2 separate regions of the Mus musculus genome follow, and region 2 is linked to region 1. The links are chromatin loops, found by intact Hi-C in ENCODE. Cell type or tissue: heart. All regions are shown on one strand. Links, peaks and the distances in the headings refer to the core of each region. The heading gives the core; the rest is flanking DNA. Region 1 has its middle 31 kb from the start of Gm12111. Region 2 overlaps Gm35723 (a long non-coding RNA gene).

Region 1 (16,431 bases), core at 3,843-11,842:
GAGTGTTGGCCCAGCAAATCCTGGGCCCCATTCCATGAACGGAGCTCACAGGATCATGGGAGCTGTGTTTTTGATGTTGCAAACTGAAGAACATCATAGCTAATCTGAGTGAGTAAACACAAACTGAAGACGTTACTTGCTTGTTTTTTTAATTACCTTTGGAAATGGTTTTACTAGGATTCCAGAATGAGTGATTAGCTAAGGACCGGGGCATCCCAGTGTCAGTTAGCACAGGCATCCATGGAGGTCTCTTCTCCCCAGCGTGATGTAAGAGTTCTGTTGTCTGGGTCTGGGTCTGGTAGCAAAGAGGCTTCCACAAGTCTGAGGTCTGAGATGCTGCTGATCTGGTTACAAGAGATTCTATTAAGGAAAAGGCTCTTCCTGACAGAGGTTTTCGTCAGCACTGGCCCTCCTGGAGATGCACTCCTCCTGGAGAAGGCTGATTTGGATGTTGTCTTTTTGTGAATCAGAAACAAAATCAACAATTTACAGCAAGGTTTTACACATAAAGCTTGCAAAGTCGGATGCCTCCAGGTGTCCAGATGGGGGAAATGAAACGGACAGTCTGGATGCCGCACGCTGTAATAGGGAAGGACAGGGGTTTCGAGGGATTGAGGAGCCCGTGCCAGTTGTAATGTTGAGTCTTTAGACTGGTACAGTTTTTGAGTTTTTTAAAGAGAAAGTATAGGATTTAGGTGTAGTCTGCAGGCATTTGAAGGCTGATTAATTCCAATCTTTGTTTGTTGTAAACAAACAAAAAACTAATTATGTGTGCCAAGCCCCCCTCCCCCCCCAAAAAAAACCCTTGTATTTTTATGGGACCTTTGGACTGTTGGGTTCTTCTTCTGTACTCCTTCCCCCAGAAAACATCAGAGAGGTCAGAATTTTCATGGATGGAATGGGACTTGTCTCAGCTTCTCCCCCCATTTCCTGAAGGTCCATGTGCTCTTACTAGTTGAAAGAGCCAAGTGGACCATCAGAAATGACACGGCACAACCAAACAGCCAAAAGAGAAACGTCATCTTTAAAATAATAGCCTTTTAAAGCAGGGGAAAGCAAGCAGGGCGTGGAGGCTCTCACCTTTAACGCCAGCACTTGGGAGGCAGAGATGGGTGAGTCTCTGTGAGTTCCAGGCCAGCCAAAGTTTCAAGACTCTGTCTCAAAAAACAGATATGGGAAGGACATGTAAAGAAGCAGGCACCCAAAGAACAGCTTCTGGGAATTTAAGTTCTTAAGGAATAGAGGCAGGCAGGAATGAATTGTGGGCGCCCTGCCTGGGGAGTGGGATCCTTCCCTCTGCAGGGCATTCTGGTCACTCTCTTAGCTAAGTAGACCCTGGGGCAGAGGCAGAGGTGGGGGTGGGGGTGGGGGGGCAGTATAGAATGTCAGGAAAACAAAGGGGTCTGACCCATGATTGAAAATCTCCATCTTACCAGACAGTGTGACATTAGGCTAGTGACTGGCTCTCTATGAGTCTTGGTATCCTCAGCTAAGAAATGGGGACAACCCAGTTGAGCAATGGAGCCAACCACCCAGCTCAAAAATTTTAACACAGAATTGTTCCTGTGTAAAGGAAAAGCAGGGACAAAAAATGGAGCAGAAACTGAAGGAAAGGCTATCCAGAGACTTCCCTAGGGAATCCATCACATCTGCAGACACCAAACCCAGACACTATTGCTGATGCCAAGAAGAGCTGCTGACAGGTGCCTGGTATAGCTGTCCCCTGAGAGACTCGGCCAGCACCTCACTAACACAGATGCAGACACTCACAGCCAACCATCACACTGAGCCTGGGACCCAATGGAAGAGTTAGGTGAAGGAATGAAGGAGCTGAAGGGAATTGCAACCCAATAGGGAGAACAATTTCAACTAACAGGATAACTCAGAACTCCCAGGGACTAAATCACCAACCGAAGAGTATACATGGAGGGATCCATGTCTCGAGCTACCTATGTAGCAGAGGATGGCCTTCTCTGGCATCAATGGGAGGGAAGGACTTTGGTCCTGAGGAGGCTTGATGCCCCAGAGAAAGAGGATGCTAGATTGGTGAAGCAGGAATGGGTGGGTGGGTTGAGGAGCACCCTCACAGAGGCAAAGGAGATGGATCATTTGCAGAGGGGAGATTGGGAAGGGGGACAACATTTGAAATGTAAATAAATAAAATAACCAGTTTTTTAAAATGAAAAAAAAAAGAAATGGGGACAAAAGTTAGGGTCAAGGGTCTTTGTATGTGAACTATTAGACTGGGAAATAACAATGGATTCTGATTCTGTGGAAGGTTTTTTTTTTCACTTTTTACAGGGTACTGTTGCAGAAGCCATGAACTTGACCATCCATTTGACCATTTGCAACACCTGCTTCTAGTCCAGGGCGCAACCAGTACATGCGTATGCACCACAGTACCTCTCCCTCCCACAGAGAGGGCTCCTTTTGTGTTCTACCCAGAGTTTCAATAATTCTGTGCCTTCTGAATGGTGTGGGGATTAAGGAGAGGATTGGCTTCATAGCTAGAGAGGGGCAATGTGGAGGCAGCCCCAGCTCAGTTCCAGGGTGGCTCTAAGTGAGTTCAAACAGATTTTACAGAGGAAAAAGTCCAGAGGGGCTGGATGGCTGGGAGGGATGGGTCAGAGGCAACCATTTCTCCGTCCACCAACTTACCATGTGCCATGATGGCTTCTTTCCCAGGACACAGTAAGATGGCCACAGAAGTCCCAGGCATTTGTCCCAGAGACAGCGACACCTGGAAGAGGACTTGTTTAGTCTGTTTTCCTGTTGTGATAGAATGCTCTGGCAAAAGCAACTTAAGGGAGAAAAGCTTCATTCTGGCTTGAGGTTCAAGGGTTCAGTCAGTCACAGTGGGGAGGTCAAGGGGCCAGGAGTTTGAAGAATCTGTTCACACTACATCTGCAGCCAGGAAGCAGGGGGAGATGAGTGTGTTTGTTGCTACTTGGATGTTTCTACAGTTGCTCAGACAGGATTTCCTGCCCAGAGAACAGGCCTACCATTCTCAGGTGGGGTTTCCCCCTTCTATTAACTCAATCAAGATCATTGCCTCCACAGACACATCCAGGACACCCAACACACAGCTGATTCTAGTTCCTGTCAAGGTAGCAACACTAACTAGCATCACTAGGACCAAGAGCCACTCTGGCACACTTTCAGGAAGTAGGAAACTTTGGTTCCCTGAAGTGCAGCTGACTATTCTTGGCCTGGTGCCTGTAGGGCTGTGTGGGAATGGAGTGGGGAAGAAAGAGAGGGGAGAAGGGAGTTTCTGCAGGCAGAGATGCCACCTCATCCAATCAGGATTATCTTGAGAAGAAACTATTGAGTTGAGTTCCCCCAAACAAAGTTTAAACTTCATCTTCTTTGTCTACATGCTCAATACTAGCAGGGGCATGGGGAGGGGGGGGGGAGTGGAGACCAAGACAGTGAACTATGGGTGCTTTATCACAACCCATTACTGAGAAATCTGAGCGTTGGTCAGCGGGGAACATGCTTTGAAGGGTCTTCAGATTTGAGCTGAGGGATGGCACCTGCTCACCTCTAGTCCAAAGCCACTCTTCTGGTGCTCTTAACTGATTTAGGCCTGGCAACTTCCACTAGACTGAAGAAACCTATGGTCAGAGGCTGGCGGGTATCTGCAGGCAGAGGTGAGTATCCAGTATCCAGGGATGTGGACAGGGAATGCAGGCTGAGCTGGTGGGCTGCAATTGCAGCTGTTTCTACCATATCTTTGGCTGACTTACACAGCTCAGGCATGGCCCGTCTTGGCATGAGCCCCATCACTTGCAGAAGTCTTCCAGACCTCTCCCTTCTGTCTCCTGGGAACACCGTTGGGATCACTGAGATCTGAAAACCACAGTAGAACTAGCACAGGAACACTGCCTTTGGCGTCCAGGGATCCAGAGTGGACTCAACTCTGCTTCCTCTGACCCTCAGAGTAGCCCAGTGGGACAGGTAATGCCATCATCCCCATTTCAAAGATGGGGAAGTTGAAAATCAGAGGAAGAAATTACTTCTGTGAAGTCACACAGCAATACCAAGGAGAAATCCATTCCAGGGAACTAGTGGGCTCCTAAAGAGCTCAGTACAATGTACTACCCCCCCACACACACACACTAACTATTTTTAGCATTGTGTCTCTGGAGGTGAGAAAGAAGTGAGCCAGAAAGTGTACTTAGGGCACATAATAGGTACAAAAAAACGCTGCTTAAATGGGGGAATATTTCTGTTGTAGGTTCCCCGACCCCTGTTTCATGGACAATAGAACAAACATGTATATAAGTTGTGAGAAGAGTCCTGAGGAGCTAGGACTGTAGCAAAGGCCACTCTGACCTCAGGCTCTTTTCCACTATGCCGTAGGGAGGGCCTGTGGTTGGGCTCTGGCTGTTGAGAGCAGAACCACAGAGCCCAGCTGCCTTTAATGCGGTGGTTCAGCTTCAGGTTCCTGGCTCCAGCCTCTGCATGGTCACTGCCCACTGCTGACCATAAGGGACTGTGGGTGAGAAAGTGGCCCACACTGCTCATATTCCACACTATGGAAGCCACACAAGCAAGCCACAAGGCATATTTTGAGTTTCTAGTAGTCACTTTCTAAAAGTACAAGAAAAAAAAACCAACAGGTGAAGTTAATTTTTGAAATACTGAAATATATTTGCTTAGCCTAATATGCATCCAAGAATACTTTCAGTGTATAATCAATATAAAACATTAAGGTCCCTTGCCTCCTCCTCTCTTTCTTCTTCTTCTTCTTCTTCTTCTTCTTCTTCTTCTTCTTCTTCTTCTTCTTCTTCTTCTTCTTCTTCTTCTTCTTCTTCTTCTCCTTCTCCTTCTCCTTCTCCTTCTCCTTCTCCTTCTCCTTCTCCTTCTCCTTCTCCTTCTCCTTCTCCTCCTCCTTCTCCTCCTCCTTCTCCTTCTTCCTCTTCTTCTTCTCCTCCTCTTCCTCTTCCTCCTCCTCCTCCTCTTCCTTCTCCTCCTCTTCCTCCTCCTTCTCCTCTTCTTCCTCCTCCTCCTTGGTACCAAGGACTTGAATCTGTATCTGTCTTTCTAGTGTTCAAGAGCCACATGGCTAGCAGCTGCTATGTTGAACCAGGCAAGCTTGGCTGGCTCAGGGAAAATCCTTGTCTTCCTAGTCTTTCTTCTTTACCTCCTACACATATGCCAGCAGTACACACACACACACACACACACACACACACACACACACATGGTTACTTTAATTTCATGTCTTCCATTGGTAAGAAACAGTGCTCACTGAAGTGAAGAAACAAGAATCCTTATAAAATTATTGCTGGAGTTGGAGAGGTGGCTCAGCAGTTAAGATCACCAGCTGCTCTTCTACAGGACCTGGGCCTGATTCCCAGCACCTATTCGGAAGCTCGAAATGATTCGTGGCTCCAGCTACAGTGGATCCAAACCTTTGTCTGGTCTCCACTGGCACCAGGTATGCACATGGTCCCCAGGCATGCATTCCAGCAAACACCATATACATAAAATAACATAATTTAAAATTTAAATGTAAAGGACTTGCCACTAGCCACAGATGATCAAGTCCTTCAGTCACCATATGCTAGAACTTAACCCCTTTCACAGCAGTGTCCAGATGTGGGAGCTCTGACATTTAAAAAAAAAAAAAAAGCCTGCAAAGGAGATGAGATGAGAGTCTTGAAGATGAGTTATGCAGCGGTGTGTGTGGCATCAGAAGTTGGCAAGGACCAACAGAGAACAACCGTAGAGCATCTTACCAAACTACACGAGAAGTTGCCAGCAAACTCCATGTGGACTTTTGGACAGGGGGTTGGTATTTGAAGCAAATTGTAAAGATGAGACAGCTGGATAAATGGCCTCCTCAAAACAGAACAAACAAAATGACCGTCTTGAATTGTCACCCTCTCTTATTCTATGAAGCAACAATAAACCCTTTCCCAGTAAGAGCACACTATGCAATAGAAGCTGGACTGGATATAACTGGGTATGCCCAGCTCAGTGGCTAGGCTGAGGAGACACCCCCGCCCCTGCCCCCCAACCACTTCTCAAAGTCAAGATTACACCCAGCAAAGGTCATGGTCATGTGAATAGTGAACCTGAAGAAGCGAGCATCTCTGCAGTAGGACCCAGAATCCTTGGGAATACGCCTGGGAGTGGCACACAGTCAGGAGGCAGTTTGTTTCCAGGCTTTTCAGAGGTCATCTTAGATCTCTGTGCTGCTCTGACTGGGAATGGCCCCGTAGGTTCATATAGTTGAATAGATGCTTCTCAGCTGGTGGAAGGGTCAGGAAGTATGGTCTTGGATAAGATGTGTGACTGGGGACAGGTGTTGAGGTTTCAAAAGACTTGTGCTGTACCCTTTGGTTTTTTTGTCTCTCTGTCTGCCTCTCTCTCTCTCTCTCTCTCTCTCTCTCTCTCTCTCTCTCTCTCTCTCTCTTTCTCTCTCTTTCTCCCTTTAGTGCCTGCAGATCAAGATCTGACCTCTCAGCTGTTGCTCCTGCTGTTTCTGCCACCATGGATCTTAGCTTTGAATCTCTAGTTTTGTGTATTTAACTTGGAACAGCCATTGAAAGGCTAGACAGAGACCACTGATGGGAGTGCCTTAAGGGACAGTAAAACATAGCTGGGGGATTTCTTGGGGAATAGAAGGACATAGGTGGGAGACACTTTGGGGTATAGTAGAATGTAGGTGGTAGAAATGCCTTAGGCAGTGGTTCTCAGATCTTAGACCCTCACAGGAGTCACATACCAGCTATCTCTCTGGTGGTGCTCATCTGTAATCTCAGACAGAGGATGACACAAATTCAAGTCCAGTGTAGTTTACATGGTAGGCTCAGCTAGAGCTACATAATAAGGCCCTGTCTCAACACAAAATGCCCATGAGTGTGGAGAAGGCAATGAAGGCCAACAGGCACCTGCTGTGCATCCTGCCCTAAAGGTAGGACCAGGTCTGTGCAGAGCAAAGCTGCGTGGCTGCTGTTCCCAGCCCAAGGGATAGGGATGGATGGGGTTTGCTTTTTGGCAGGAAAGAAGCTGAAAAGTTGACCAAAACTCTGTGGAGAGTGGAGAATGAAGATCCTGGTATGTCTCACTGTGCTAAATGTGTGTGTGTCAGGCCACTGCATCAGTAAGAGCAGGCGATGAATCTGAGGGAGGGAACCAAGCACTCTCTCCCTCTCCCTCTCCCTCCCTCCCTCCCTTTCTTCTCTCTGTAGTGGCTCTGTATTTGCAGCCACAAGCTTGGCATGCCGGCCCATCTTCTCTCTGTCTGCAGGGTCTGCTGCAGATGGGTGAGCCCGCACTGTGCAGCTCCTAAGACTTCTATGCACATCCCGTCCACAATCAGCATAGTCCTCTGGTTTTATATTCATTATGCTCTAGGCACTGTCATAATTGTATATAACTGTTTCTAAAGGTGGTAGGGCTCCCCATTTTACAGATAAGAAAACTGGGGTCTAAGGCTATGCGGTGCTCCTGATGAAGCCAGCTTGAGTCTCAAATGTGTCAATTCCAAAGCTGTGTTCTTTCCACATGCAGCCTTACACTCATTTATTTACCCTGGTTTTCCACATAGGTAAGTGGGAGAAAGCTGTTCACTAGAACCCCGCGGCTGCCCCTCAGGATAGATGTCCACTGGAGCCACCAAAATGTCCACTTCTGGCCAGAATTGGTCCCTGGACTCTGATTGCTCTAGCTGGGCTGGGATCTCCTGCACACAGGCTCCCCCTTATGGAAACAAGGGACATTCCCGTGCCTTGGATGTGACTGGGGACCAGATGCTGGGAAGGGCCCATGCTGCGCTCACCCAGTCTGGTGCCTGGAACCAGCTCCTTAGCCTACTAACAGCTCTGTGCTTCAGGCTTGCAAAGTGTGCGTGGCCCTTTCCCTACCGCCCATTGGAAGATGCAGTCTTGATCCATACGTGGTGGGATATTGGTAAATATGTAGCAGAAGCTGGCAAAGCCCTGTGGAGAACGGATGGTATCTACAACGAGTGACCTTCTCAGGGAGACTTCTCTTGTCTAGACATCAAAAGGAAAGCATTCTTTATGTATAACACACACACACACACACACACACACACACACACACACACACACACACCACATGCACAATATGCTGAATTCATTTCTTAGAATGGCTGAGAACTGCTTTCTAATCACAGAGCATGAGGCTAGTCTCGCACTCTCTGTGAGCCTCAGTGCCTCTTTCTGCAAAATGGGAGCAATGATGGTTATAGCCAAGATGCCCCCGCAAGGCTTGGGTCACATTTATCCACCCCTTTAGGTCCCAAGGAAATGTGGTAATCCTAGTGCTCACAGTGTTATAGCTGGGCTACATTATGGCCCTCGTGGCCTTTGCTTGTTAATTTAGTCATTTAAGGCTCTGCTTACTGAACACACCACCACCACCATGTGCCAGGCCCAGCCACCAGCAAACTCAATTCACCTCAACAGCTATCTCTATATTGCTAACAACTAGCCTTCGGATCCAGTAGGTAGGAGCCTGGGAAATGTTTCATTCCAACTGTAGGGAAAGGGAAGAGGGGACAAAGAGAGGTTAGACTGGCTGCACTCATGCCCCTCCTCTGTCACTGTGACCCCTCTTCCACAAGCCTTATTGTACCTTCAGCAAGAGAAGCGTTGGTGAGGTGCAGCCCACTGACAGGAAAGCTTGGTCTGGGTCAGACGACATCCTTGATCCAGCTGATGTTTGTCTGTCCCTGAAGACTCTCCTGCTCTATGGTACCCCACAGGGTCATTTTGCCTGTCCTTTTAGACCTCAAGTCACTGTCTTTGCTTCACCCAGTAAAGACCAGGCTCTGGCATCGAAACCTCAGTTTCCCTTTCTAAAGCATAGCCTATAAAAGGGCCCCTGGGGCTTGAATAAGCATCCCACTATGAAGCCATTGAAGGAGCTCAGCGGGACAGGGCCTCATCAGAGCCCTCCACAGATGGGTGGCCTTGTTGCTGACACTGTGCACCCTCAGGGGAGGGGCAGCCCTGTGAAGAGATTCCTGAGAGATGGCCAGGGGGCAGTTAAAAAGAGAAATCTTATTATAGGCTCACCTGGAAAGTCCCTCAAGCCTAGTGCCACTGGGATGGGTAGATTGGCAAGTCTACAAGAGTGTGCATGTTGTTGGGGGAGTCATGGTGCAGAGGTGGGTTAGCCTGAAGTCTCCATGTGTGCCTCTTAAGGAAGGTCTGGGTGCTTCCATATGGGGTGGTGACCAGTGTAGGTTTGGGAGGAAGAGGATGGTAAGGTAAGGAGCAGGCCACCTCCAAAGTTACCATCACCCTTGAATGCCAACATTCTGGGGACTAGATTTCAGGCCAAAGCCAGCTAAATGCCCGATGCTATGGGAGATGCAAGAGGGAATTAATGCCCGAGAGATCAAGCAGTAATCGTCTGGGGGCAAAGGAAGAACGAGGACTAGGTGAGGGGTCAAGTTCATGGGATTCGGAAGAGGGAATGTATCTGAGGGTTGTTTCCAAGGTGGCCCCATCGGGGCAGCATGATAGAGACTGTGGGGTATGAAGCCCACGAATATCCTTCTATCTAGCAGAAGGGCCAGATGGACACCCAGGGAATGCGAGTGAAGTCGAGGGGAGAGAGTGAGAGAGAGAGAGAGAGAGAGAGAGAGAGAGAGGATAATTAAGTGCTAAATCGTGCAGCTTAATTTATTGCTTGGACAGTTGCCTTGTGCCATAAACCCCATTGCTCTAATGAGCTCATGACATCAGACAGCAGGGAAAGTTTGCCTAGCCCATCACCCATGGTGACTGCAGCCATATGCTTGCATTGCTCAGATGCCTATCCGGGTGGACAGATGAGTGTTAGGCTCCTGACTCAGTTTACAATTGGGGGTATACCAACTACAGACAAGGCCCTTTCTCAGACTACTACCAAGGACCCAAGACTCCCATGCATGTTAGTCCAGAGCAGAAGGATAGACTTTGAATCTGACCATGATACAGGAACATAGGCCCTGCTGTGACATTCAAGGAGTTTCCCTTCCTACAGATGTAAACTTGTCAGAACCCTAACTCTCCTTGAATCACAGTTGTCTTATCTGTGAGTTCACGCAAAAAGAATTGGGGGAGCATTCTGGGAACCTCTGTTACTATGGGGAAATAGTATACTGAAGTAAGAAATAGGTTAAAGGAACTGTTGGCCTGTGAGTGCTCCCCTGCCCCCAGGCCAGCCACTCTGGGGAAGCAGAGGACTGACCATAGCTACCTACTGTGGAGGGCACTAATCAGTCCCTGTTTGGTTATCTGGTCCTGTAAGGGCATTTTAAGTTTGGAATGAAGAGAGGTTTAGACTGGGGGAACCCAGAGCTGCCCTTTGGAGAAGACGGTACAAGGGAAGTAGGCCTATGCAGATGAGACTCTTCAGGAGAGAGGCAGTCCTTGCTGGGCATGCTAGTGTATGCCATAGTCAGTGCTTGGCAGGCTGGAAAAGAGATAGCCCCTTGCCTTGGTTCTCTCTCTCTCTCTCTCTCTCTCTCTCTCTCTCTCTCTCTCCCTCCCTCTCTCTCTCTCTCTCTCTCTCTCTCTCTCTCTTTCTTGGCTATATATGTAGTAAGCCTGACTTTTTAAAAAAGATTTATTTATTTTGTGTATATGTATATTTATTTTATATGTATGAGTAAGCTGTCTTCATGCACTCCAGAAGAGGACATTGGATCCCATTATAGATGGTTGTGAGCCACCATACAGTTGCTGGGAATTGAACTCGGGACCTCTGGAAAAGCAACTCTTAAATAGCTGAGCCATCTCTCTAGCCCCTGCCTTGAATTTCTTAATAAGGACATTCTAAATGCCTATGTTGGAAATGCTTAGAAAAATGTCTAACTGGAAGGGTTGGAAGTCAGGACAAAGTGGAGCTGTGTTTATGGAATGTGCTGTCGTCTGGAACTAACTCAAGTATCCCCATGTTGGTGCTGTTGAGAGATGACAGAACCTTTAAGGGGCGGGGCCTACTGAGAGCTTCGCTTAAGGACTAAGGGTCCCTAGTCTGTCCTTTCTCTTTCCTATTTCTGGCCATGCTGTGAACCAGCCTCTACTGCCATGCCCTCTCACTGTGGCATGTAGTGCATGGCATGCTCTGCCTTACTGCATTCTCCCACACAATAGCACCAAGAGAAGATGAACCATAAGCAACTTTCCCTCCTTCCAGTGGTTTGCCTCCAGTGTTTCGTTACAATAACACGAAGCTAACTAAGACACTACACTTTCTATGAGATCGTGGTGGTTGGCTGCCTATAGAAAGGAAAGTCAATTCGGACAGACCGTGGACGGGTCAGAGCTCCCACGAGTCCAACTCACCAGGCCACCATTCCTCCTGATAGGTTTTACTGCTTGGTTTCGTGCTTTAAATAGACACCATCACCACCTTATGGTAGGGGATGCCTGGGATAGGATAGGTACCCACTGTATTTACTTTGAAGAAACTGAGGTAGTTGCCAAAGGTATGTACAGTGTGTGAGAGAACTTGTTTCCCATGCAAGATCACCAAAAGTTAAGATGTGATTTCTCAAACCCAGGCTGATGCCAGGGGAGAAATCGCTTTCTGGGTACTGCAAGGGGAGGCAGAATGTTACAGGTCTTCCCAGGGAACATCAGGGCTGTTGGTGGCTTCAAACACCAGTACTCTCCAGCACAGCGATAGCACTCAACAAACAGCTCAGTCGCAGAAGGGAACAGGACCAGTGTGGAAAGGGAACTCGCCACAAAGCATTCTAACCAACTACACACTCAACAGCTGGGGATGCTCAAACTATGACCTTTCTTGGGATGCTAGGAAACTGTTTAAAGTCATCATTCAGATATGTGCATATGCCTGCAAAGTATAAGTAAAAGAGACTGGGTCTCCATGCCACATGCATGCATACACATTCATGGACGGCAGACTAGCCCCGGGGTTCCCTTAGACACTAGCACACACAAGAGCCCAACTCTCTCCCACAAAATGGAGTAGTGTTGACACCAGACCCCTGCACAGCCTCCTGTCTACTGTCATCATCTCACAGTGACTTCTAATGCCTGAGATGCCAAAACTGATGTGTGACTAGTCACACTGACACTGGGTAAGAGCTAGGACCAGAAGAAAATGTCTGGGCATACTCAGTACAGACATGCACACAGATTTTCAGCCACTGTTTGGCTTAATCTGCAGATGAGGAATCTACAGATGTTGTGGGACAGCTGAATGTACAGGTATAGTCATTTCTGGCCACTTTTTATTTGCTTCTTTTGGCCTATCTGTATTTCTTTTTTTTTTTTTTTTTCCTTTTCAAATACGTGTTTATGTGTATATCTGTGAGTAGGTTTGTGCACATGACTGCAATACCGCAGATGGCCAGAAGAGGGAGTCGGAGTTCCTTAGAGCTGCAGTTTGGCAGTTGTGAGGCACCCAATGAGGGCCTTGGAAATTGAGCTCTTCTCCAGCTCCATCTGTTTCTATTTCAGGCATGAAAGGGAGAGGGTACATACTGTTATAAAACAAGGAAGTTGTTTCCACATTGATTTTTTTTTAATTAAGAGAATGAGTAGAGATGACATCTGGGGACAGAGAAACTTCAGAGCCTCTTAGACCCTTCTCTGTCCAGGTGTGCTAGCTATGGTCAGGGAGACCTCCAACAGCCCAGGATAGCTGTGGCACTGTCTCTCTGCACTCTTTGTGGGGCATCTCCTCTTAGGAGGGACCCTCGGGGCTATACCTAGTTTGCAACCCCCTCAGGCCAGTTTTGAAGTCTACCCTTACTCTTTCTAGGACCCAGATCTGCCAGACTCTTGCTTCTCCCATGCTTCTCCATGCATTCTGTGCACGCCCGAGGATGCCCATGTCTCATCTGGGAAACACAGATGATACTTTCTTCAAACCCCACTGCCCTGCCCACACTGGCTGCAGACTTTGACAGAGGCAAAGGTAGACTCCTTTAACAAGCGCCTGCCGGATTCCCCCGATACCAAGGCCCTTCCTCTGCTCAGCTGCTCACAGAGGTGAGGCAGCTCTCCTCTTCATTCCTTGAAGCTTCTGCAGGCCAGAAAGACAGGGCGGAGACACACAGAGCACCATAGTCCCAAAGAACAACCTAGACACACACTTCTGCTCTCCACAAGAACACCCTCTAATGGACAGAGGCAGTAGAGGGAAGTCCCTGCTATGTCTCTATAGTTCTCTGGGTACTTTCCTGAGGTGACCTCACTTAACTGGCACTGCAAGCTAGCCAGAGGATGGAGGGAGACCATTGCTGTTATTCCTGCTGGTCAGATGATGGGCAAGGAAGCCTACAGGGGCTCGTGCAGCTCAGCTGAAGAAGGCTGTGGAGGATATGACCCTCAGACAGGTCTATCAGAAAGCTCCTCCACTCCCACATAGGATGACCTTGAACATGTTATCTTGGAGTCTTGGCTTCCCAGTCTGGGAAACGATCCACTAGCCTTTGAGCATGTCCCTGTGAAGGCAAGCAAGACTGTAGGCCAAGAACCCAGTGCTGTGCACAGTAGAGTAAAAACCTAACTGTTGACAGCAATGGTTCTTCTCATAGAAACTGTTCCGTCTGGCTCCAGATTCCATGGGGAGGTAGAAGTGGGAGTGGGTTGGGTACTCTCAAGTCAGTCACTGCATGGGTATCCTTCTTTCGATGGAAACCAGGAGGCATCCGTGGGCATCCACAGAAACTCTCCTTCCCTGAGCAGGTGGGTCCCACCTGACCAACCAGGCTCTGCACCTGCTTTCTTCAGCAGCCCTAGCAATATGTCCCAGCGTTTGGTTTCTGGCTCATCAGAAGGGCACACACACACACACACACACACACACACACACACACACACAGTAAAACAGAAGCCCTACTGTGTGTCAGGCCCAGCATCTGCCAAAACAGTCCAGAGACACTCAACAGCTACAAGTGATAAAACAGAGACTGGAGTCTGGATCGGCTGGCTCCAGGCCGCCATTGCTGACTTCCTCTCATGCGCCTATTGTCTCTCCCGATGCACTGGTTCTGATTTTCAAAGAAGACAATTTCCGAGAGAAGCCTTTGACAAACCTGCTGTGGACGACAGTGTGCTTCCCATTTTGTGTGTGGATCTGAATGCCTGGAGTTGGGGGTGGGGTGGGGTGGAGGGGGGCAACAAAATGTCCTTCAGTTGCCTACATCAGGAGAATGGCTGGTGGCTGGCTTTTCCCCTCAACCCCAGGGTGGTTGTGCCATTGTGAGCAAGCTGCAGACCCCCCAAGCACCCAGAACACTCTGTACCTTTTGGCAATTAGTCTCCACTTGGCTTAAGGACTCCAACATCAAAGGAGGTCTCCGCCTGCTACCCAGGGGAGGCCCAGGGAATGCTTCAGAGTGGAGCCCTTTTCCCCTCATTAGGGGGCTCCAGCCACCAGCAAAGCAGACTCTGGACAACAGGCCTGGCCCCATCAAAGGCCTCCTTCTTCTGCATGGCCTCTGTAATCCAGGGCTTGAGTGCGCCCCGCCCCCTTCCCTGGACCAGCTCAAAGCAGCCGTCTGGGGACACCTGCCTGCTCTCCAGGGCAAAGCCAAGTAAATGCATTCAGAAGACAAAACACTATTTTCCTGTCTCAGAACTCCTAGGGCCCTGCTTTGAGCTGCCTGCAGTCAAGGCCTAGAGGGCTTACAATCCCTGCCCACTTAGCAGTGGGCCTCAAGTCAGGCCCCTCCTCAGTCTTTGAAAGCTCTAAACACAAACAGGAGCCAACTTAAGCCACTTAGCGATGCCTCTTTAGCTCTGATCTGCTCCTTGGTGAGGAGGTAGGTGGCCAACCTGGAGCCAGAAGTCCTGAGAGCGGGGGTGATCAGACAGGAGAGGGCAGAGATGACTCTGTAGCTAGAAGAGATTGTCTCTGCCACACCACAGTGAGGGTGAGGAGAAAAAACCTGGGCACACTGGCCCCAGTACCCAGTGCTCTTGAGCAGAAGGGCGAAGTTTAATCATGTTCTCTACCTGTGTACATATCCATCCACAGGTCCACCAATCCTTTGTCTGTCTGCACATCTACACATGTGTCTTTTCATCCATCCACCTACCCATCTGTTTATCCATTCATCTGCCCCTCCCTCCACCATCCCATGGCACATCAGATTCAGTTCTGTGCTCTGGAATTTCAAAAAAAGAATTAAACACAATCCTTCCCCCTCAGGAAGAAAGGGCAAAGATGCATATAAGCTATGGTGGCCTGAGGGTAGCCTAAAATGTGTGAACAACTCTTGAAGTTGGTGTACAGTCGTGAGGGGTTGGGGTAAGAGGTGAGAATGGAGCTAGAGAATGGAACTCTATCCCATGGATCTTGTTCTTTGATTACCTCTTATATCTGCCACACATACACACACACACACACACACACACACACACACACACACAGAGAGAGAGAGAGAGAGAGAGACAGAGAGAGAGAGAGAGACAGAGAGAGAGAGACAGAGAGACAGAGAGAGAATGAGAGAGAGAGAGAGAGAGACAGAGAGAGAGAGACAGAGAGACAGAGAGAGAATGAGAGAGAGAGAGAGAAAGAGAGAGAGAGAGAGAGAGGGAGAGAGAGAGAGAGAAAGCAGATGGATTCCACTTAGGCAAACAGCAACTATATGCCCAAATATACATATTGAACACATACATACATGCTCATACATACAAAAACGCCTACATACAAATATGCTCACATCACATAAAAACAGCTGCCCCTGCTTTAAAATGCTTACCTACATACATGAGCATGCTAATGTGTACCAAAGTGCCCTAGCAAACTCTGGAATACACACATAAGCAGGAACATAAGACCTACATATGACATCTATGTACACACACACACACACACACACACACACACACACACACACCTGCACTAGGAAAATCTGGGAATTACATGTCTGCCTTTCATTATTCCTTGGTCATAAAAATGTGCCCCAGGCAATGAAACCTGGCAGAGCTGAGCCCATCAGCTGTGCTTTGGGCTGGAGCCTGGTGTCCCTGGGCTCCCCTGGGCTCTGCCAAGATGGTGGGTTTCCCCCTGATGTCAGCCTCCTCTCCCTACTCCCACTGTGAGAGTTGTACTCTACCTCAGCCACTGTGGTGCTTCAGTGGTGGGACAAGCCTGGATATGTCTGACATCCACCCTTAGGGCAGGGTGGCCGGAGCCAGCCCTATGATGTTGTCACTTGGACGGATGCCCAGCCAGCCCCAGGCAAGACACCATCATTCTAGGTACAAAGCCAATTACTGCAACCTCCTTCTGTTCTACCATACAGGCTTCCCCAAGTCACACTTTCTCCACAGTTGCCTGGGTCCCCATCTGGTTCTCTATGTGGGGCCATCAGTGTGAGAGCAGAATTGGGGTCCATGTAGACTAAGAAGGAGTCCTCCTGGATCAGTGGAGGGTTAGAAGAGATGGAGTGATGCTCACCTCAGCTGAAGGCTG
Region 2 (16,431 bases), core at 4,842-12,841, 150 kb before region 1:
CATCCATGGGGATCTGAAGCCAATCCTCTAAGGATCCCGAAGGAAGGTGGGGTTGTAGCTTACTAAGGAGACACATGCCCCAGAAGAACCTCCTTTAGGTCTAAGCTGTGGTGCTGTGACCCATGGAGAGTCCAAGGTTACTCAATCAATAATAGCAAGTGTATACAACAATACACATGTGTATACTCACATATGTACTATAGGTGGACATACTAAAACAGGAACAGACATACAAGGTTATACACTGTATGATCTGTTGAGAAAATGTGACCATAGCACTACGGTAAGTGTTAAGAAGTGGAGAAGTGCCTGTCAGCTGATGAGCATATGAAGGGAAGCTTGGGCCACAGTGCAGTGGAATACTATTCAGCCAGGAAAACTGCAAAAATCCCGACTTTCATGGCAGACACAGTGAGATGGTCCCTGATCTCACTCACAGGTGGAGTCAAAAGAGCTTGACCTCCTACAGCTGGCGGCGGAACCATGCAACCAGATGCTGAGGGTCGGGGGACGGGCAGGGAAGGTTGATCAGTGAGCACTCAGTTATGGATTATGGGTAGGCAGGAGTGAGCAGCTCCCGTGTGCAGTGACCAAGAGCACAGTGGGATGGCGCAGCAGGTGACAGTGCCTGTCATGGAAGCCTGAGGACCTGAGTTTGATCCTCATACGCCACAGTGGAAGGAGAGAACTAACTCCTGAGAATTATACTTTGAGCTGTATGTGTGTGTGTGTTCACACAATTTTTAAAAAGATGGATGTTTAGGGCTGTGGCTACAGTCTAACACGGTGGACTTGCATGGCCCTGGTTTTGACCATCAGAACTGCTGAAAGAAGAAATTGAGAAGACTGATCAACTTAAGACAATTTAAAAGTCACACAAAGTACACACATACTGAATTATGACACAGTACTCCAGTGATACATGCAATTTTCGTTCTTCAAAGTACTTGTTAAAACAATTGAAAAGAAAAGAAAGGAAAAGGAAAGGAAAGAAAAGAAAAGAGAAAAGAAAAGAAAAGAAAAGAAAAGAAAAGAAAAGGAAAGAAAAGAAAAGGTCATAGACATGCAGACATCTGCAGGTGGCTTCAAGCAGAGGAGGGGAGGATGCGATTTCGCCTGTGATAGTTACTCTGGCTACTGGCTGGGTTTGATGGGAGAAGCTAAGACTGAAGGCGAGAGGAGATCTTCAGAAGGGGGTTCTAGATACTCCTGGGAGATAATGAGACCCGTGCCAGGAATGACACCCAGGAGGAGGAAATGGGGCATGTGTGACAGATGGGTATGGTCATCCCTCAGTGTGTGTGTGGGGACTGGCTTCAGGCCAGCTGAGGATGCAAAGTCCACAGGTGCTCAAGGCCTGTGCCCAGTCCCTTGGGTACCTGACTTTACATCACATAGGAATCCTGACACTGTGCAAGCAGCTCTTACTGTAGCATCATGGCAACAGCAAAGCTCACATGTGTTCAGAACACTGACACTTCTTTCTGGATATTTTCAGTTTGTGATTGGTTGAACTGCATGTGGAGAACACAGGGTATGGAGGACAAATGGTAACATTTAAAGTTGATGAGAACATGGGGGAGGGGGCTTATGGGGATAGCAAAGCAGGGGGCCAAACAGTTCAGAGTGTCTTGAAGGCCCACATTACTATTACTATTACTATTATTATTATTTTTATTAAATAAATGTCTCATTTCTTTACCATGTGTTTCCTTCCAGAAGTGGTGGGGACACTCGGTCCCCAGAGGGGGTCTGAGCAGCTGTGCAGGGCTGGCGGCTGGAGACAGTGCACAGTCTACCCCAGCCTCTGTAAATGCAGGCAGAACCAGCTGTGTTTTTTCTATCCCTTACATCACCACCGTCATAAAATGCTGTGGGGAGGAGGGGGACTGTGTGGACGGTCTCAGCTGTGATGAGGGAGACAAAGGGGTTCAGGGGTTCAGTGTGGAGAGTGCAGTCACCATTGCAGCCACTGAGAAGGTGAGGCAGGCTGTGCCATGTGGGCTGCCTTTGATGACCTCCCACTATGGTCTCCTCCTCACTCTCTAAGTCAATCAGCTCCTGGCTTTACTCAGACTCTTTAGTTCAAACCTGGCCTTTGAGCTTGGCATGCTTGCAGCAAGGTGTTGCAGCTGGAGTGGAAACCCCGTCCCTCACCCTCCCTACGCTCCTCTTTCAAACCCTTGCCCTCCTTGGCTTGGCTTCTGGGGATACCCAGAATGCCTCACTTGATCATGCCTTGGCTTACCCTCTAGAGAGAAGCAAGTCCTATCCCGCTAACACACGGGCCACTATCAGTTCAGTTTCTCTCTGAATTGGGCAAAACTCATTTCACAGTGTCTGGAGATATGATCACCTGCAAACCCCCTTGAACAGGGCCCTGGGCCCGGTGCCTGCTTATAAACACACATGTAAAATGTGTATGCCCTCGGGAAGTAGCAATTGTTGATAACACTTTTAGGAAGTCCATATGTGTCAGGCCTTGTGCTAAGTGTTTGTTTGTTTGTTTTTTATTCAACTGAGTCACATGACCACTTTATTAGGGGGATTCCACTGCAAATACAGGGATGGGGGAGGGTGGTGGTGAACGGGGGGTGGGGTATAGTTGCTGTCAGACCCGATGCTCATGGTGAGAGGGTCAGGATATGAACACAGGCTGGATATGATCCAGAGCTGAACTGCCCACTTGGTTACTGAATGAAAAAAGGAAATAAAAGGTAAAGCAAGTATGATTGTTCCTAGGTAGAGTAGAGGAGAGAGTTGATTACATGTGGGTGAGCATAGCCCACAGGGCAGGGACATCTGGGAGAGTCCAGAGTGGACAGGAGCCTGAGCTGGTCCATGTGGGAGAGGGGGAGGGGAAGAGGGGAACCAGGTGTAGCAGCCAGGAGCTCAAAGTACAAAGACAGCGGGGTAACCAAAATGGTTGGGTTATATAGGGAAGAGTTGGGGCAGGGTGCCAACCAGGACTGAGGGATGCTAAGAAAATCTGACAGCCAGGTCCACTTTGGTATGTTAAATAGGCTCCTCAGCCGGTTTCCCCTGGTTCCAGACCTATCATTTCTGAGTCACATTATTGCCACTGATAAACATTCACTAGAGCCTGTGATCTTACCACTGTGCACGGAGGGCCAGAATATGGAGGAACCAGGGAATGAAAAAAAAAAAAAAAACCCAATGACTCAGGTCAAGCAGGATGCCCTACCTCTGAACACTCGTTTTTTTTTTCATGTTGCATTATTATGGGTAGGCGTTTCTTTTCACCCAAGTCACACGTACGCTCCTCATTGTAAATCTCTGAACCATCAGAACCAGGGAAGATCCCCTTCCTGCCTCCACTGTTCTACCCCAAGAGATGGCGCCTGTGCCTGTCCTTCTCCCAGCCTCTCTGTGGCCTGGTTTGTGTGTACCAGTATGTCTCTGATACTTCTTCCTTTCTAGGCAGAACCTTCACATCTGTATTATTTTGTAACTTAACTTTGTGTTAATACATGTATCCTAAAAGTCTTCTTACCTGAGTCGCTGGGGGCCTCACTGGTTCATATGAATGGTCACATAGTATTCTATCCTTAGGGGTCTCTCTCATTCATATGAATGGTCACATAGTATTCTATCCTTAGGGGTCTCTCTCATTCATATGAATGGTCACATAGTATTCTATCCTTAGGGGTCTCTCTCGTTCATATGAATGGTCACATAGTATTCTATCCTTAGGGGTCTCTCTCGTTCATATGAATGGTCACATAGTATTCTATCCTTAGGGGTCTCTCTCATTCATATGAATGGTCACATAGTATTCCAGATTATGGATTTGCCATGATTTATTTAACCCATGTGGCCGGGCACTTTCTCAATAACACAGACCGTTTGAAAAAGTTAATTACCCATGGTTACTAAGTGCTAATAAAATAAATTGAGGAAGGCTGTCAAAGGCAGAATACTAATTAGATTTTGAGAAAAGAGAAGTGCACGTCTCTGGCTTGAGCCTCCGTGTTACCCGTTGCAATATCTGTTCTGTTTGAGAAGGTGGTCCTCTGTTGCCTCTGCCTTTTATGTTAGCATTTCTATCCAGGCTATGACAGACCTCTGAGTCCTCAACCCCAGCATCTGTCTGCTGCCCCGAGAAGGCCTACCAGCTGCAGACAGCCTGAGTTCCAGGACCCTCCTGGCACCAGGACAAGAGCTGGTTAAACTGTCATGTAAGAGGTGCCAGAAAGCAACTCAAATTCCGCACAGCCAATCTCACTCAGTTTTACTCTGTAAAACCCAAACACCCATTTTTGTTAAAGTGTTGGCGAGCCCTGCGACCCGCCAAGGGCCCGTGCCTCTGCACATGTCTGAAATATGTCAGGCAGGTGTTTCCAAAGAGACCTTCTGCTCCAGGGAAATATATCCTGATGTAATCTGACTAATTTGGCTTTTGCCTAACTTTCAAGAGAACTGGCTGTTTGTCATGCTTGTCATGGAAACAGTTCCCAGCTACTTCAGATGGGGCTTTGTAATGTGAGCTGGTAAAACCCTGCAGGTGCCTTCGGCCTGTTTTCATTACACAGCTCATATTTGTTTACTTTAATGTGCTTCTCAGGGGGAAATAAAAAAAGAAGGGGTCAGGATGGGCTTAACAGGTCATTTTTTATTTTATTTTATTTAAAGGATATGGGTTTCTATTAAGAAAATTAACATTTAGGACTGGGCTTCAGGAATCCTGTTGGTGGTAGGAAACAGGTCCTGAGAGGATCTGTTCCTCAGAGCACTTCCCCCAGACACATTCTCAGGAGCGACATACCTGCAGCCTTGGCAGAGGCATCAGTTAGAGAGAGGCCGGCAGTGTTTTCCTTGCTAATTCTTGGCTACTGAACAGGAGTTACCTAAAGCTCCCTCTTCCCCCTCAAAGTTAGGCAGCTCTGAAAAAAATCATAAAATTATGAATTCAACTTTGTCTTCAGTCAAAGAAGAGGAAATGGTTCGTAAGACGCAAAGGTCATCTTGCGGGGTGGAAGGGCCGCTCCGCACACTCCTGTGTGTTTACAGAACACCCACAGCTAGTTCATGAACAGGAAGGAGATGGGGTGAGAGTGGGGGTGGGGGGACCAGTGGGGAAGGGAAGGTGGCTTCTTCTGGGCTAGTGAGGGGGTTTCCCTGAGAATGGAGAGGAGGCCGACAGCTCATCAGGCTAAGGTACTTGCACAGTTAGCTTGGAGACCTGAGTTCAGTCTCCAGAACCAATGTAAAGGCAGAAGGAGAATCTGACACCACAAAGTTGCTCTCTGACATGGGCATATACACAAACACACACTAGTAGTAATACTAATAGTAGTGTAGTATAGTAGTAGTAGAGTAGTAGTGTAGAATAGTAGTAGTGAAGTGTAGTAGTAGAGTAGTAGTGTAGAATAGTAGTAGTGTAGTGTAGTGTAGTAGTAGTGTAGAATAGTAGTAGTATAGTATAGAAGTAGTGTAGTATAGTAGTAGTGTAGTGGTAGTAGCAGCAGCATGGTAGTACTAGTAGCATAGTAGTAGTAGTAGCAGCAGCATAGCAGTAGTAGTATAGTAGTGGTAGGAGCACAGTAGTAGTAGTGTAGTATAGTAGTAATATAGCAATAGTATAGTAGTAGGAGCAACAGCAGCATAGCAGTAGTAGTAGTATAGTAGTACTAGTAGTATAGTATAGTAGTAACATAGTAGTGGTAGTAGCAGCAGCAGCATAGCAGTAGTAGTATAGTAATAGTAGCATAGTAATAGCAGTGTAGTAGTAGTAGAGTAGTAGTAGCATAGTAGCATAGTAGTACTAGTGTAATAATAGTATAGTAGTAGTATAGTAGTAGTGTAGTAATAGTAGAGTAGTAGTATAGTAGTAGTAGTGTAGTAGTGTAGTAATAGTAGTGTAGTAGTAGTAGTATGTGGGAGTAGTGTAGTAGTAGCTTAGTAGCATATTATTAGTATAGTAGTAGTAGTAGCAGCAGCAGCAGCATAGTAACAATAGTAGTATAGTAGTAGTGTAGTAGTAAAAGTAGTAGTGCAGTAGCAAAGTAGTATAGTAATAGTAGTATAGTAGTATAGTTGTAGTAGTATAGTGTAGTAGTAGTATAGTGTAGTAGTAGTAGTAGTAACACTTTTTTTAAGTTACAGAGAGAGAGGAGGGAGATGAAATGTGGGCCTGGACATAGCTCTAGGATTACTTCTTGCAGGTTGAAGCCATGAGTCGCCATCATCACTATAAAATATGTTATGTGTTTGTCATCATGGGCTTGACCATTTCCTGGAAACTGGTTCCGTTAAACCCAGGGCCCGATTTCCTGTCCTTTGTGAGGAATTCCTGTTCTGGTCTTACCAGGTCCTGAGCAGCTATTTTTATGTTCCCTTTTCTATCCTCATCTTCACATGAACTAACCTGGATCTGGTTCATCTCTGTCTCTGAGGAAAGCTTGGCACCTTCTCCAGTTCCCACAAGAAAGTCTGTCCCCAATATGTCATGACTTTAGGGACATTATTGATGATTGGTGAGGTCATAAGGAGCAGCTGTGTTCCAAACCACAGAGCCTTCCACCATCTGGGTCTCTCTGGATTCCCTTTTCTCTTTCTCAGAGAAATAAAAGGTTTTCTTCCTCCCATGGGAGTTCCTTCCTGTTATGTCCTGCTATCTGTGGGTCTCTTCCTGCAGCTTGTACCTGTGCTTTACCAAGGTGTAATAGGAAAACATTTACCTCCTATGTAAGTGGATCCACAAAGCACTTAAAACACAGATCCACAGGCCTAGGAGTGATCGAAGCTAACTGTCACTGGAGAAGGCCTTTGCAGATGAGTAGACGGGGAAGGCAAGGGACTTGCTTACTGTCACTGTGAGGTAGGAGCAAGCCCCTGATTCCTGTCCTGGCACATTCAGCCCCAGGTCCACTTCCCCACATTTCTCTGGGACTACTTTGCCCTCATGGAGCACCACACAGGCACAGACTGTACTGTGTCCTATGCTTTTCCCTGCTGGAGCATCCCTTACACACGCTCCTCCCTCCCCACTGCCCTCCTATCTCGGGGAGGAGGGAGTGCAGAGCAAGAGCCCAGCTGCTTGGCCTGAAGCCACCAAGGCTCGCTTATTGGATGAAATCATTAGGCAAGGTAAGAGAACATTTGAAACCGATCATGCAGGGATAAAACCTGCACTCTAAGAAGTTTCATGTAGATTATTGAACTTATTAAATGAATTGTGATATGATCCAGTTAAATGCATGACCTTTAAGGGAAGAGATTGGTGAATTAATCCCAGGCATACCTGTGAATTGTTTGGGTTAGGAGCTAGACAACTGGTGTTGTGGTTTGAATATGCTTGACCCCTGGGAAGTGACACTATTAGGAGGTGTGGCCTTGTTGTAAGAAGTGTGTCACTGTGTAGCCAGGGTTTGAAGGTTACTATTCTCAAGCTCTGCCTACTGCAGAAGAGTCAGTCTTCTCCTGGCTGCCTTTAGATCAAGGTATAGAACTCTCAGTTCCTTCTCCAGCATCATGTCTGCCTGGATGCTGCCAGGCTTCCTGCCATGATAATAATGGACTGAACCTCTAAAACTGTAAGCCAGCCCCAATTACATGTTTTCTTTTATAAGAATTGCTTTGGTCATAGTGTCTTTTCATAGTAATGGAAACCCTAACTAAGACAATTGGGTAACACCCCAGCACACCATTGTATGAATGGATGTAATATTATCAATCTGCTCCGAGAAGGTGTGGATGGCTTCTAGCATGTCAGTGCTAAGAGAAATACTGCTTTGGTACTTCTGATCATCAGTTTTGGTCCATGTGTATAGTTGTCCTTCAGTATCCAAGAGGGATGAGCTCCAGGATCCCCAAAGATTACAGAATACAAAGATTTATTAGGAGGTGCACAGTACACATGCATGCACACGCGCACACACACACACGCACACACACACACACGCACACACACACGCACATGCACACACACACATGCACACGCACACACACACACACACACATGCACACACGCACACACACACATGCGCACACACACACGCACACACACATGCACACACACGCACACACACACACACATGCGCGCGCACACACACACACATCCAATGTGCATGTGCACTCATGCATGAATGTAGTGATAATTTTGGAATTTTGATTTCTTTAAAAAACACAGAAATAGTATAAAAATATGTTTTTGCTTCAATCTCAGGGGTGGGATATGGGACTGCTTCAGATTGTCTATGGTATGATTTTCCTTGTGCAGCTACACATGAACACAGGGCATATATATGTGTGCATATGCAGACACACACATGTGCATACACATGCACAAGCACACGCAGGTGCATACACACATAGGATTTGCATATGATTCTACCCAATTTTCTTTATACTTTAAGTTTCTAGATTATATATAACATCTAGCACGATGTAAATGCTAAGCAATAGGTTTGAAGTATAATGTTTATTAATTCTTTGTGAATTTTGTACAATGTATTTCAATCATATTCATCCCTCATTCTACCCTAAAGCTCCCCTGCTCTCTCAACTTCATGACTTTAATCTTAAAAAAAAAAAAAGTAACCTACTTAGTCCCGATTTGCACTGCACACATACTCACAGGTGTGGGCCAGGTACTGCAGCTTAATGTATCTACTGGGGGCTACACCTTTAACTAAAACTTAGTCTCCCTCCTAGAACCTATCAACATTTGGTAGTTTCTCAGCTGGAGTGGGGCTCATGAGTCCCTCCCTCCTCCGCACTAGAATGTTCACTGGCTTGATTTTGTGTGGACAATCACAGCTGCTCTGAGTCCATGAGTGCAGCCCTGGAGAGAAAACAATGTTTCACTCTGGTCCCCCTCAACCTCCAGCTCTTAGGATTTCCCCTGCAGAGATGGTCCCTAGCCTTGCAGTGGGCAGTGATACAGCTGTAGCATTTGAGTCTGAGCACTCCGCTGACACTGACTGTCTGCACTTTGAGCAGCTGCGAGGTCCTGTATTAGCCACCATTCACAGCACAGAGAAACTTCTCTGGTGAGGTATAAGAGTGGCACTAATCTCTTGGTGGAAAGATATAGTTTACAGGGCAGTTTGACACTATGTTCATTTAGCAAAACATTAGTAGGTTTATCCTTGGGGCCCAGGAGCTCCCAGCCATGATTTCTTGGCCAGATTTACTGTATAGTATGTTTTGAGTCACTATTGTACCCGTGAGTATTTCCTGAGTTGCCTCTTATTATTAGAGCTCCCAGAATTCATAGCGGTGTCAGACCATTGATGTGCACCCTGCCCTTGACCCCTCCCCTACAGTAGCCTATATGACACCTTCTGGTACTGTGAAAGCTAGCCAGCAGGGGGAGCTTTCTGGTCAGCATCAACTTGGTTTCTCTATATCCTGTGACCAAGGTGTGTGGTGTCTTCAGTAATAGGGTCTTACCATTGAGTCCTGGTGGGTAAATGAGCAGTGACAGCTGTCTGTGTTGTTTTGGAGTGTCCCAGACATCCTTGATCAACAAGTCAATGAAAGGTACCCCACATCTACCATTTGGCAAACTATGGCTTCTGCAAGGAAGCCCTGTGTAGGGTGACCCCAATAAACTGTCTTGTATGAACACACACACACACACACACACACACATACATACACACACACACACACACACACACACACACACACACACAGAGTATCTGAGTGAAGCTGATTGACTGATTAATTGATTTGTTTTTTCCAGACAGTGCTTCTCTGTGTATTAGCTTTGACTGTCCTGGACTCACTTTGTAGACCAGGCTGGCCTCAAACTCCCCAAGATATGCCTGCCTCTGCCTCCTGAGTGCTGAGATTAAAGTTGCGTTCCACCATGCCCAGCTAGTGTGAAGCTTATTTTAAAAGTATGCTTCTATGTTGCTTTTCCAAATACCCTTACTGCCATTTATCCCTCTCCCACTCCATCCCTTGTCTGCCATGTAATAGTTTTTATACAATACTCTATTTGAATGACAAAAAGACAAAGTCTATGTTCTGTGAAAATGTGGTTGAACTCACGAATGGGGACTCTGGGATGTGGAGGGCTCCTGTGTGTGGACTTTTGAAAGCATATATTTAGAGTGAGATTTCTGATTCAAAATCCATGTGAGGGGCTGGAGAGATGCCGGTTAAGAGCACTGACTGCTCTTCCAGAGGTCCTGAGTTCAATTCTTAGCAAGCACATGGTGTCTCACAATCATCTGGGATCTGATGCCCTCCTCTGGTGTGTCTAAAGAGAGCAACAGTATACTCACATACATAAAATAATTAAATAAATAAACCTTAAAAAAAAAGTCCACGTGAGGTGCTTGAAATAATGTCTGCCTTGTTGAGTTTTGAGAGCTTTCTACGTGTGTCCGACATGGCTCTGATCGCCCTTTCATGATCTTCGCACTGTCATTTGGTGAACAGCTGTTCCTAAACTGAAAAAGTCTAACTTATGAATCTTTTTCTTTATGCTTATTGGTCTTTGTGTTTTAGAAAAGCCTTGGTGCAGCACAATCAGGTTCCCGGGCACATCCCAGGTCCTTTCCCGACATACTCTTTTCACTGAAATCAGATTCTGCACGGGATAGGAAGGCAGAGCTGCTATGTACATACCTGTAGAGGTGCAGCCGATCCAGCATGATCTGCCAGTGACCTTGTTCTCTGCACGCAGCTCTGACACACAGCCTGTGTTGTAACCAGGGCCCTGTGTGGGTTTGGGTCTGGCCCAGTGTATGGTGTGGGATGAGCCTTTGCTCTTCCAGCTCCTATGGTGTTGAGGCCATGTTAGAAGAGTATTTTAAATGACAACCCTTATAGATTATGGTTGAACTGACTCCCATACAACTATGAATTTTTCCTTCTTAAAGATTTATTTTTCTGTATTTTTTAAAATTATGTGAGTGTGTACATAGCTTTGTGTAGGTTTGTGAATGGGAATGCAGGTTCCCGTGGAGGCCAGAAGAGGGTGTCAGGTTCCCTGGAGCTGGGAATTGCAAGTGGGTGTGAGCCCTCAGTGTGGGTGTCGGGAACTGAACTTGGGTACTTTTAAAAAAGCACATACACTCCAGGTGTGGTGGCGCACGCCTTTAATCCCAGCACTTGGGAGGGAGAGGCAGGCGGATTTCTGAGTTCGAAGCCAGCCTGGTCTACAAAGTGAGTCCCAGGACAGCCAGAACTATACAGAGAAACCCTGTCTTGAAAAAAAAAGAAAAAAAGGAAGGAAGGAAGGAAGGAAGGAAGGAAGGAAGGAAGAGAGAGAGAGAGAGAGAAAGAAAGAAAGAAAGAAAGAAAGAAAGAAAGAAAGAAAGAAAGAAAGAAAGAAAGAAAGAAAGAAAGGAAGGAAGGAAGGAAGGAAGAAAGAGAGAGAGAGAGAGAAAGAAAGAAAGAAAGAAAGAAAGAAAGAAGAAAAAAAGGGAAAAAAAGCACATACTCTTAACTGCTAAGCCATCTCTTCAGTGCCAAATCATTATTCTTCATGCCTATCAACACTTCTAAGTCTAATTTTCCTGATGTTAGTAAGGATATATCTACTACTTAAGATGATCTACAATCTAATTATATCTACTTTTTAGTGTTTTATAGCTCTATTTCTCTTTTTATTTTCAACCTCTCTGGGTCTTTTATTTGTGTGTCTCATAAGCAACATACATCTGAAAAAAAAATCCCGATGAACCGTCCTTTTGCTTTAATTCAGAATATTCAATCTGTTTTTAAGTTTGTCCTCTTTCTTTTTCTTAACATATTTATTAATGTCACTGAAGAGTTCTTTGAAATGTCTTAATAGCGCACAGGAAAAATGCAAACAGTCCAAAAGTGCGTGTTGGCAGGTTGGAGAATACAAAATGTACTTTCATCTATGACCTTAACTAATTACCACTACGCTTTCTGGGGGTGGGGCCAGCACATGGATCACTGTTCACACAGGTTGAACCCCAGTCATCCTCAAACACAAATGTGTACAGCCCGGTGGCTCTGAGTCCATTTTCCATGTTACCGAGCCATCACTATGTGATTCTGGACGGTTTTATCTCCCCAAATGATAGCTCTATATCTTTTAGGACTCTCTCTGCCTCCTCACCTGCCAGCCCCTGAGGCCACTGCAGGCTACTGCAAGCTACGGCTGTGTTTCTCATCTCTAACGTGCTTTAAAAAACAAACGAACGAACAAACAAATAAACCTTCTTTTACCTGCACCCTCCATCCCCAATTTGGCTAAAGAGCGTGTGCAAATATGAAGCAGAAACTAAGAGCAGTGAGGAATGCTTTCTGGAAAGGATGTAAGCATAGGGATGAGTACTGAACCCTGGATCAGAGGGAGGGAGGAAGACTCCTCTGGGGACAGTAACTCATAGGTGCCCTTGGCTACCCAGGCAGGCAGGCTCTGAGAAAGAGACTGCTACTCTGTGAGCTGTCCAGGGTCTAACCAGGGCTTGGTGGAGGGAGCCAGTTTTGTCTGCTTTCCCACCCTGGGAACTCATGAGGTCACAGACTGTGTTGATTCCAGCCTCTAAAATGTTCTTCCTGCGCACTGTAGCTCTGACTCACCCTGGTGGTCACCAGTGCTATCTAGTGATGTGCACAGATGTGCCCAGAAAGCTTTAAGCTGAATTTCTGCTGGTTGCCTGATCCTCTCCTCCTACCCTGGCTTTGTGAGTTCCTCTCTGTCCTTTGCAACTAGCCACAGCAGAGAAATGACAGGCCACTCTAGTTTTCAGGAATAGGCCTGGAGTCAAAGCAGGCTGAAGGGAAGTGCAAGCTTAGGGCCCAGCACAGAGCTTCGGGGAAATATGTGAACGATAGATTCACTGTGTCTCGAGTGGCTTTAATGACCAAGGTGAGAGAAGAGAAGGAATAATGAGTGACATTTATACAGTGTGTTGCAGTTTACATAGCTCTTGCGTGTATATTACCTCATTTATCCCAGAAGGAGCTCAGGCTGGGGTCCGAGCACGTGGTGGGAGTTTGCCTGTCTGAGTTTGCACCCTGGCCCTGCCACTTTGCTGTGTGACCCTGGAATCTTTCTTCTGCATCTCTATCCCAGTTTAAGTGTGCAGGGAAGGTACGGACCGTGACTATCCTGTAGCCCTGTGATGGAATGAGCTAATGCCTGTAAAACACTCAGAATAGTGCCAGGAGCATAGTAAACACTAAGTAAAAGTTGGCTTTTATTACTTCATCCTCTCAATGGGCCCAGGAGATGTGGAGACATACCCTGTTTTATAGGCAAGCAGAACAGAGTGCAGATGACGGCAAGACCTGTCTGAGGTCACCCAGCAAAGACGTAGGAATGAAAGGCAGGGCTAGGACCAGGTCTATTTGAGCCCATAGCCCTGTCTGCATAGCTCTTCAAGCCAGCTCCTATACGATTGACTTAGACACTCAAACAAGAGGCACGAACCCTGCAGCAATGGCTCACGCACCAGCGTGTTAAAAAGAACCATTTGTCTGGATCATTTAAGACCTAAGTGAGGTCAGCACAGCCGGGGAGGGGAAGCACTTTTATCCTGCCTGAGTGGGATGCAAATGAGGGCAGTGTACCAGGGAAGCCCTGTGTTTGCTGAATTAGAACACGTTGTGACCATGAATGGACTTACATACATCTCACTGGCCAAGGCCAATCACTTGACATGGCTGCTTGGAGCCATTAAGAGACACTGTGGACATGGGCTGTATGAGGAAGCTCAGGTATACTCTTTTGGTATAAGTGGGAGGGTTAAACCACAAGTGAGGTCTGCTGGTGCCATTTCAAGTGCACACATAGCACATCACAGTGCTGCTGTGTTTTCCCATGACCAACATCACCACACATGTAAGCAATGCACTGGACCATAACTCCATGATGGCTTCAGTGTCCCCTAAGGAATAGATAGCAAGGTTTGGGCTCTAATATAATCCTGGGTCTGTTGTTGTACAAACTGTCATTATGTAACAGATGACTTCTTTTAAAAAAAAAGATTTATTTATTTATTTATTTATTTATTTATTTATTTATTTATTTATTTAATGTATGTGAGTATACTGTAGCTGTCTTCAGAAACACCAGAAGAGGGCATCAGGTCCCATTACAGATAGTTGTGAGCCACCATGTGGTTTCTGGGAATTGAACTCAGGACCTCTGGAAGAGCCGTCGGTGCCCTTAACTACTGAGCCACCTCTCCAGCTCAACAAATGATTTCTTAACTCTCATGTCTTCTTCTGGTGACAGTGCCTTGATTTTGCTCCATTCTGTCCGTGTTTGGACAGACCCGACCCCATTCCTGGCTTGAGGAACAGCACATGACACAGATCTGGTTAATCAGAGCATGGGCATGTGCCACAGTGTAAAAGGGCCACAGAACACCACCACTAGAGGAGAGACACTATCCTTCTGAGGAGATTTGGGGCTCTTGGGGTCATCTTGCTATTATGCAATGAAGTCTCAGGTGGCAAGGACAACATCTCTGGGACTGGGGCTGGCCCAGAGTTCATGGTTGGTTTCTGGCCTGAGCTTTTCTATGATTCCATCTAGCACTGTCTAGCTTTGGATGTTAGGACCTATGTGCTCTCAATAGACCAATAGCTACTTAAAGAAAGAAACTAAGGCCCCAAGGCCTGGAGTGGGTGGGTGGGCCAGCCGGAACACAGGTGACTCCCAATCTTTTGTGGGAAGGACAGGGGCACTCTGCTCAGAAGGCTGGCGTCTGAAGGGAGCCTCTGCCTTCTGCCTTTCCCTGCCTGCGGGCGAGGAAGTGTTTGCTCATGAAAATGTCACAACAGAAGGGATTCCGGTGCCCTGGGAAGGCGTCTGTGACTCCATCCCTCATCACTGTCAATTGTCCTCCTGACAGCCGGGTTGGAACCAAATTGGATTTAATGCATTTCACAATTTTGTTGAACAAATTTGTGGATTAAGGGAACAAATTAAATCCACATTTTTATTTGGCATCATCAAAAATGTGACATGCAGACTGAAAATGGACATTTCTGGTCTTGGAATAGACATAGTGGATCCCAAACTCTTGCTTCCCAGAATTTTCTTTTCCAGGGTGGTTTTTCCCTGAGACTTTCAGGAAGTCTGATTCCAAATCTTACCTGAGAGATGGGTTATGGCCCTCAGGTCAAGGCTGAGCCTCAGCATCCCTCATTGAGATATGGTTGCTTTCTGCCCCACCCTGCATTCAATTCTGCTTTCCCACTTTTTCCCTTGAGCTGTAACCTCGTTTATGTTCCAGGCCCTGTAGTTGGACTAACAGACATGAGATGTTAGAGTCAACCCCAGTACCCTATCCTTTATCTGAACTCTGAGGTGAGCCAATAAATATTTATATAGCTCCAATGACTTGTAAATCAATGTAGATATTTCATTTTTCCTACCTCTGTTTCTTGGCTTTCCCATAGCAGAGCAAGTTATTAGTGGACAGGAAACATGATTTCTACTTGGCTGTATGTATGCCTTACATGTAGTAGCATGCAATGAATATTTATGCCCTTATAAATTTAATTGACATATGAGTACTCAACACTAAAACACAAATTTTTAAGTGAGAAAGGAGCTTATCTTGGCCAGGCTGAATAAAAGAGAACTTGGAGAGTGGCAGTTTCGATGCCAAGCAGGCTTTAAACCTGGCTCCCACTTACAGGTAGGAAAGGCTAACGCTAATGTGACCATCCAGGCCCCTCGGTTTCCACTTCATGAACTGGAGATATCACTAGCCATTGCCCAAGTCCCTACCATAGCACCAGGGCACAGGAAACAGACTCTGAATATTAGCAACCCCCCAGTCTTCAGAAGTATACACACCCGTGCCTAACTGGACAGAGCCAAAATAGACTTCATCTAGAGAATTGGGTTCTCATTCTTCAAAGATTTATTCATGTATCTGTGTGTGAACATCTACACCATGTGTGTGCAGGTGTCCATGGTGGACAGAGGGCATCAGATCCCCCGGAACTGGAGTCATAAGAATTTGGGAGCCACCTGATATAGTGCTAAGAACTGAACTCAGATCCTGTGCAAGAATGGCCAGTGTTCTTAACAGTTGAGCCACCTCTCCAATCCCCCAGATTTCTATTCTTAAAACATGAACTAGCTGAGGTATTGCAGTTTTCCTCACCATATAGGTCAAAGTAATAGTAGTAACAGTAGTGGTAGCAGCAGCAGCAGTAGTAGTAATAATAATCTGATCCCAAACAGGGAAACTCCAGACTATCTGGTGTTCGCTGAACTGAAGAGCTGGAGGGACAGTAAAGAGGGTTACCTAATGTGTCTATCAAGTAAAGAGAGAGGAGACTCTGTCAGTTGAAGCTAATTAAAAGGTTTTAATTATTTGCAATGCTGGCTTCATGGTCTAGAATCCTGAAACAAAAAGAAGAAATGTAGGTAAGGTAGGAGTCTTGACATTTCCCCCATTGGCCGCTTTCACCCCAGGTGACCAATCAGGTATCTTACACTGCTCCATT

Evidence for each region. Peaks named below come from ENCODE experiments on the same cell type or tissue, not always from the same donor. Only the 100,000 strongest peaks of a DNase experiment are listed, where the experiment ranks them.
Region 2: a loop joins it to region 1, with 13 times the contacts of the local background. A loop is called at or near these places in 13 of 42 quality-filtered maps.

Annotation. Positions count from the first base shown.
Region 1 is chr11:32,949,445-32,965,875 of GRCm38, forward strand. No RefSeq gene overlaps it. Among named protein-coding and RNA genes, the nearest start is that of Gm12111, 31 kb to the left of the region's middle. In heart, for the core only: a CTCF peak has its summit at 7,726; no DNase peak of the experiment used is centred there; H3K27ac peaks cover 344 bases; H3K27me3 peaks cover 1,891 bases.
Region 2 is chr11:32,796,838-32,813,268 of GRCm38, forward strand. All of the region lies in intron 2 of Gm35723 (a long non-coding RNA gene), which reads left to right. Among named protein-coding and RNA genes, the nearest start is that of Smim23, 20 kb to the right of the region's middle. In heart, for the core only: a CTCF peak has its summit at 9,323 (motif pointing right); no DNase peak of the experiment used is centred there; H3K27me3 peaks cover 163 bases.